Linked DNA regions of Homo sapiens: region 1 is linked to region 2. Evidence: chromatin contacts called from ENCODE Hi-C or POLR2A ChIA-PET data. All regions are on one chromosome and are shown on one strand. Each heading gives the region's core, a stretch centred on a gene start or an enhancer-like site at or near the end of the contact. The rest is flanking DNA. Distances are from core to core; before and after follow the strand shown. Region 1 overlaps TNN (tenascin N). Region 2 has its middle 87 kb from the start of FASLG.

Region 1 (3,166 bases), core at 242-2,741, 2.4 Mb before region 2:
CCTTCTCCACACCACCCAGACCTGGAACCTGGAGCCATGTTTGGAAATCCCTTCATACCTCTTCTCAAGCCCTCCCTCTGCAGGTCACTCACATACACCCCTATGTCTCTGCTCCCATGACAGCCACCCTCGGCCTTCTCTCATCCTGGGTCTGTGTTAACAAAACAGCCTTCTCTCTGGCTTCTTGCCTGCCAGCCCCTCTGGAGTTTAGACGTCCATTTTCATCATCTCAGGCCTAACAGTCTACTTCATACCACGTGGAGGTGAATTCCTCTTCCATGCCTTGCAGGCCTGTAGGTTGGTTGTGCCCTATGCACAGTCTTGCATCCCACCATCTCCACCACACACCCTCCACTGTGGACCAGCCCACCTTCCAGGAGATTTCTCTCTGCCCTCATCTGTCCAAATCCCAACCATCCCTTCAAAGCCTAGCTCAAGGCCACTTCTAAAGAAGATTCTCTTTATTGGTCTTCCCATGCACCCTCCTAACACACACACACACACACACCTACACACAAACACTCCTGAACTTCCAGAGCCCTTCTGGAGACACATGTAAAATTCAGTCCTTCATTACATCCCATCTGGAAAACTGCTTTAATTATTTTGCTTATGTATCTCCTGTTTCCCTATCATATTTTTCATCCTTTTACAAGCTTTCTTTTTCTGCTCATAAAAGGCAATAAGGGCCCATATCAATCACAAGCTTCATCAAGCTCTGTTCCTGCAATAAAGATTCTTACATTTATATCTCAGCTCTAAGTTTAGCGATCTTCTTCGCATGTGCATTCTCATCTCACTCTCACAGCAACCCTGTGAAGTGAGCAGGGCAGCTCTTAGTCCCGTGGGGAAACAAATTCAAAAAGGTTAGACTCTAGGAACTTCTTAAGGTCCCACCGTCCACAAACAGCAGAGCTGGGACTCAAATCTCTGTCCTGAGATTCCAAGTCCAGGGTTCTTTCTGAGACACCAATCCACCTATGCCTTCCTTGTTTCAATGGGGGGCTTCTTGCACGCTAGCAAGAGAGAGCTATCTATCAATGGCTCTTCAAGTGGGGTTCCCAGACCAGCAGCATCCACATCCCCTGAGAACTTGTTAGAAATGCAAATGGGCCAGGCACGGTGGCTCACACCTGTAATCCCAGCACTTTGAGAGGCCGAGGCAGGCAGATCATGAGGTCAGGAGTTCAAGACCAGCCTGGCCAATATGGTGAAACGCCGTCTCTACTGAAAATACAAAAATTGGCCTGGCATGGTGGTGCACACCTGTAGTCCCAGCTACTCTGGAGGCTGAGGCAGAAGAATTGCTTGAATCCGGGAGGTGGAGGTTGCAGTGAGCCAAGATCGTGCCACTGCACTCCAGCCTGGGTGACAGAGTGAGTCTCCATCTCAAAAAAAAAAAGAAAAGAAAAAAGAAATGCAAATTATTTGGCCCCAGCCCAGACCTACAGAACCGGAAACTACAGGTTGGGCCCCGGCAACCTATGCCTTGACAAGCCCTTCCGATGATCTGACGCAGGCTACAGTGTGAGAACCTCTGGTCTACAACTTCACTTGTTTTTTAGGGAACATTTACTGAATACCTGCTGTGGAGCAGCACATGCTTGGCTCTGTGAACACAAAAATAAGAAGGTCCTTGCTCTCAAAAACGTTTTTGGAGTGGGTGGGGTGAATATGCAGAGTTGGTAGCATATGTTAAAAGGGAAGGTCCTAATTTGCCCCCTCCAAGTCTGCAATCTCACCAGCAGCTCGTTTATGCCTCACCCAGAAAAAGCAGGAGGATTCTGGGGCCACGGAGGCCACTTCCACGCAAACACAGCAGACAGGTCTGTCTCCAGTAGTTTTCTCCAATCCAAGAAAGGTATATTGTCATGCTAGTCATACACATTTCCGCCTCCCTCTAGACTTTGTACAGAAAGTTAACCACAGCTTGAAATAACGTGCAGTGTCTCCCTTAGTAACCTTCTTTAAATGAGCACAGCTTAGCTAATTTACATAGAAGGTTCCCAGGGCTGCTTTCTAAGAATCTGTGCAGAGGCTCTCTTAAAGACATGTTTGTGATGATCTAAACCTGGGCACTGGGATAAAGAAAGGTAAAGCAGGTTTTCACCCAAATGTGGGAGGTCTTTTTCTGCAGAAGGATTTTCTACCTTCTAGAAACTGAAGCCATCCTAATGTTCAGAGTGTAGAGAGTGAGAATGAGGACTGGAGGGGTTCATGGCAGGCCCATGAAAGGTCTGTGCCCAAACTCAGAGGGGATCAAGTTGGTCACCATCCATCTCATCAAAATGTCCCTCTGAGGCCCACTCTCCCCCTCTAGGATTCACCAGGTTGGGAAAGATGGCCCAGGCAGCTGAACCTTCAAAGATCAGGAGAAGCCATTAACATCGCATCCCCTGTCAGTCACACACAGACACAGTAGTGTGTGTCAGAACCTTGAATGTCTTTTATTTCAGGATTAGGAATGGATGATTACAAATGATTTGTGCCATTTCTAGCTCTCCCTTTCATCCAGGTACCCATTAATTTTTTTTTTCTTTTTCAGGTGCCAGCATTTAAAAATCCATCCCTGGTCCCAACCCACTAAATGCTTCCAGAGCTCCCCAGTCACATTTCCAAATGCCCCCAGGTTGGGATCCATCCCTGGTTGTGTCCCCACTGTGGCCCATGCAGGTGGGACTCGAAATCAGCTGTAAATCATTGGTTAGCCCTAGAATTCATTCTGCACCATTCTGAATGCCTAGCTCTTTATGTTTGCATTATGATCTCTAAATAGATGAATAACATCTTAATGGTGGAGCTCATAAGATAGCCTCCCTGCCCCCACTAGAAGACTCAGAATCAGAAACTAAATTTACACATCATTACCTTGCTGGAATTTGCTTCATGAAGGGAAAATGGACTTTCTGATATAACTTGAGTGGAAGTCAAAAGTTGAGGGCCCACCTGGACAGTCTGAGTGGGGAGCAAGCCTTAAGCCACACATTCCTGCCAGGCTGCATGCATGCCAGTTCTAATCAGAGCTAAAATGAAGATAGAGGCTGGGGAGAGCTGGTGCGTGCAGGGAGGTATCAAAATATTCACCTTCCATTTGAATGCCGTGTCCTCTAAACAGTGCCTCAGCATTCAAGACATGAGTAGCCAGGAGCTTTCTAAATTCTGAAAC
Region 2 (2,973 bases), core at 182-2,681:
GTCCAGGAGTTCACAGACCAGCCTGGGCAACATGATGAAACTCCGTCTCTACAAAAAATACAAAAATTAGCCGGGCTTGGTGGTGCATACTTGTAGTTCCAACTACTCAGGAGGCTGAGGTGTGAAGATCGCTTGAGCCTGGGAGGCAGAGGTTGCAGTGAGCTGTGATCACTCTAGCCTGGGCAACAGAGCAAGACGCCATCTCAAAAAAAAGAAGGAAGGAAGGAAGGAAGGAAGGAAGGAAAGAAAGAAAGAAAGAAAGAAAGAAAGAAAGAAAGAAAGAAAGAAAGAAAGAAAGAGAAAATAGAAAAGGAAATTCAGTCCCGTGAAGTAATAGCAATTTTTATATACTTGTGAAATATAAACTGTCTTGAATATCTCACTAATTATTTAATACATGCTGCTTCACTACTGGGCTTTTCTTATTCTCTCCAATTGCCCAAATGACTTACCAAGGCAATAGGTAGTGATGATGGCTCAGTGATATAGAATTTGACAATAATTCTATTCGCGCTTTCTTGGACCCAGAGGGATTTAATTATTGAGGAAAGAAAGACAGTCTCCTTGATTGGAGGACAGCGGCACTCCTATGATTTGGATACCCAAGAGCAAAGTTAAATGGAGATTCTAGGGCAGACATGCAAGTGGGCTTGATCTCACTTATCTACTGTGATCTGACAGCAGTGGCTGTCAGGAGCATGGTGACGGGAAGTATCTTGAGGCTACATCCTGGCTAAGCAAGAAAAACATAAGACAATTAACAATGCTTGCAAGGATGCAGAAGTGGTGACAAGAGCCCATATTGGCTCTACATGTTATCATGAAAAAATTAACCAAATAAGACCACGAAGGAGAGTTAGATTACAAGAAACTCCTTATTCTGTATAGTGGCTATGTACAGCCTTAATTTTGATTCTCAATAGACCTGCTGAGATTTCTTAGGGCCTGGATGAATAGTCCAATATCACAAGCCATTAACATACATGAAAATTAAAGATGTAATACTAGCAAGTGATCCTCTTGGAAATGTCCCCATCAGGTTCCAGCTGACCAAATGTAAACTTATTTAAGTATGTTTGTAGATCTTGAGCTCTTAGCCACAAACATCACTTTAAATGATGAGTAAAAATAGATAAGTACTTCAAACATTGGCAAACACTCAAAGATTCAAAACCAAATGTTTCTTCCTAGTTTACCTTGTTTAAAAAGATGACACAAACTACTCCTAAAAACTAGTGACTGCCTACATTGGTAAACATTCTGGTCCTGGTGGCCTCTGGTGTTTCTTCCTTCTAGTCATGTTGTCCTTTTAAGCAAGGGTCACTCTTACTCCTCAGAGGAAAGTCAACATGACTCACTTTCAGAAACTGAAAGTACACCATGTCCACATAAGCAGTGCTGCTTACTGTATAACCGCAAAACCACATCAGAATAAGTCAGCTGCTCAGGAAGGAGAAGAAGGAGTGAGCTGAACAAACTCACCCCCATTCCAGATGGGGAGACTTTAAGAGTAGCCACAGGCTTCTTTGTTAAGCAGAGACTTAGATCAGAGGAGAAATGTCAGTGGCAGGCAGTGCAAGCAGGGTCCCTGGCTTCTGGTTACTGAATACATTGAAACAAGAGCCCACTCAAGGCCCCACTGTAAAGCCCTGAGGTTTTGGCTTCATCATCTCTTTCCTTTCCTTTGGTACATTCTTTCCCTAGTTTTCATCTCTCTCTGAACGTCAGGTGCTCTCTTGCCAAACCTCGTGTTAAGTGATTTTGGACAGGGTTTAAAGAAGTGGATCTTTTCTCTGAGTTAGATATTGTTAGGATCCCATGACTGGGTATCTTAATAATTCTTACCTAGAAGGTGTGAAGAATAAAACGAGACTGACTAAAGCATTCCTTGGTAAAGCAGCAGCAATCTCTTATATCAATAAGGATAGGGGCACACTGGTCATTTTTGTGGTCACTTTTAGACAACGCTCTTGGTTTCATCTGTGCTCAGACAGGATTATAGAGTGGATTTTATTTCTTTCTCTATTGTGATCACAGAGTGCCTTTTCTGATGTTGGCATTCTATGAAATTGTTTCTACTCAACAGGAGAACACTGGCCTAGCCATGAGTGCAGCACTAGCTTTAGCAACACCAAGGTCTAGCCTGTTCTCCATTCTTTCCTTGGGACAATCCACTCTTCCAAGTGACATAAACTAATCAGAAGAATTAATATCAGTTAACAAGAGTTAAGGGGCTGGGGAGGGGGGGTGTTCCGTACTTGCATTATAATAGTGACCTTTTAGAGAAAAGGCTGACCCCAGATAAACCATAATAGAGAAACTGGGTGGAAGAAAATAGATTCAGGAATTCTCCAATTAAACCATATAGGCAACCAGCTCCTCTGCCACCATATTAGCTGATCCTACATTTCATACCCACAGTTGAACTTCCAGGTAATCAACTAAATGAGGTCCATTCATGTTACCCTACTGTGCAGGCTTTTGGGATGGTTTGCCAACCACACTTCTAGAAGTCTCTCCTTTCATACAGAATCTCCTCTCATCTGGCAAGCTAGTCTCTTCTTGTTTTTCTGGTTTCTAAATGAATTCATATTGGAGCTTAACTTGCCAACCCTTATGAGTTGCTTTCAGAATGATCGCAACTGTTCTGAACAAGCCACCCTTTCTTGCTTGACTTCCCACTACTTTGGAGAGTGATTGTGAATCCTTGTGACTTCTCTTCACAGTACTCTTCTGCCACCTGGTGAAAGTTCGTAACACAACAAGACACTAGAGTTGCCATTCACTTTCAACTTCTACACACCCTGACACCAACACTAAGAAAACAGACACACTCACAGATGTCAGTCCATAAACACCTTGTAGGCATCTGATGCTCCCAGAAGAGGCCTGTCCACTAGGATTTCTGGGATGACCCCTCACCCATCTCTCCTTCTTCCGCCTCTCTGAAGGAAATAGCTGATTGAGAAGGAT

The links. A loop is a pair of places that touch in the nucleus more often than their neighbours do. ChIA-PET counts read pairs that join two places held with the same protein, here RNA polymerase II (POLR2A). Pooled maps may share reads with other maps.
Region 1: a pooled map shows a loop between it and region 2 (6-fold over the local background). The contact joins two enhancer-like sites. A Hi-C loop is called at or near these places in 1 of 168 maps with a recorded cell type or tissue (endothelial cell of umbilical vein) and 2 of 50 pooled maps. POLR2A ChIA-PET finds 5 or more read pairs at or near these places in 1 of 52 experiments (T-cell).

Annotation. Positions count from the first base shown.
Region 1 is chr1:175,140,861-175,144,026 of GRCh38, reverse strand. All of the region lies in intron 17 of TNN (tenascin N), which reads right to left. Among named protein-coding and RNA genes, the nearest start is that of KIAA0040, 50 kb to the left of the region's middle. Within about 2 kb of position 1,491, at least 2 of the 41 ENCODE cell types and tissues checked have a DNase peak (open chromatin) inside an H3K27ac peak, as active enhancers do.
Region 2 is chr1:172,744,914-172,747,886 of GRCh38, reverse strand. No RefSeq gene overlaps it. Among named protein-coding and RNA genes, the nearest start is that of FASLG, 87 kb to the right of the region's middle. Within about 2 kb of position 1,431, at least 14 of the 41 ENCODE cell types and tissues checked have a DNase peak (open chromatin) inside an H3K27ac peak, as active enhancers do.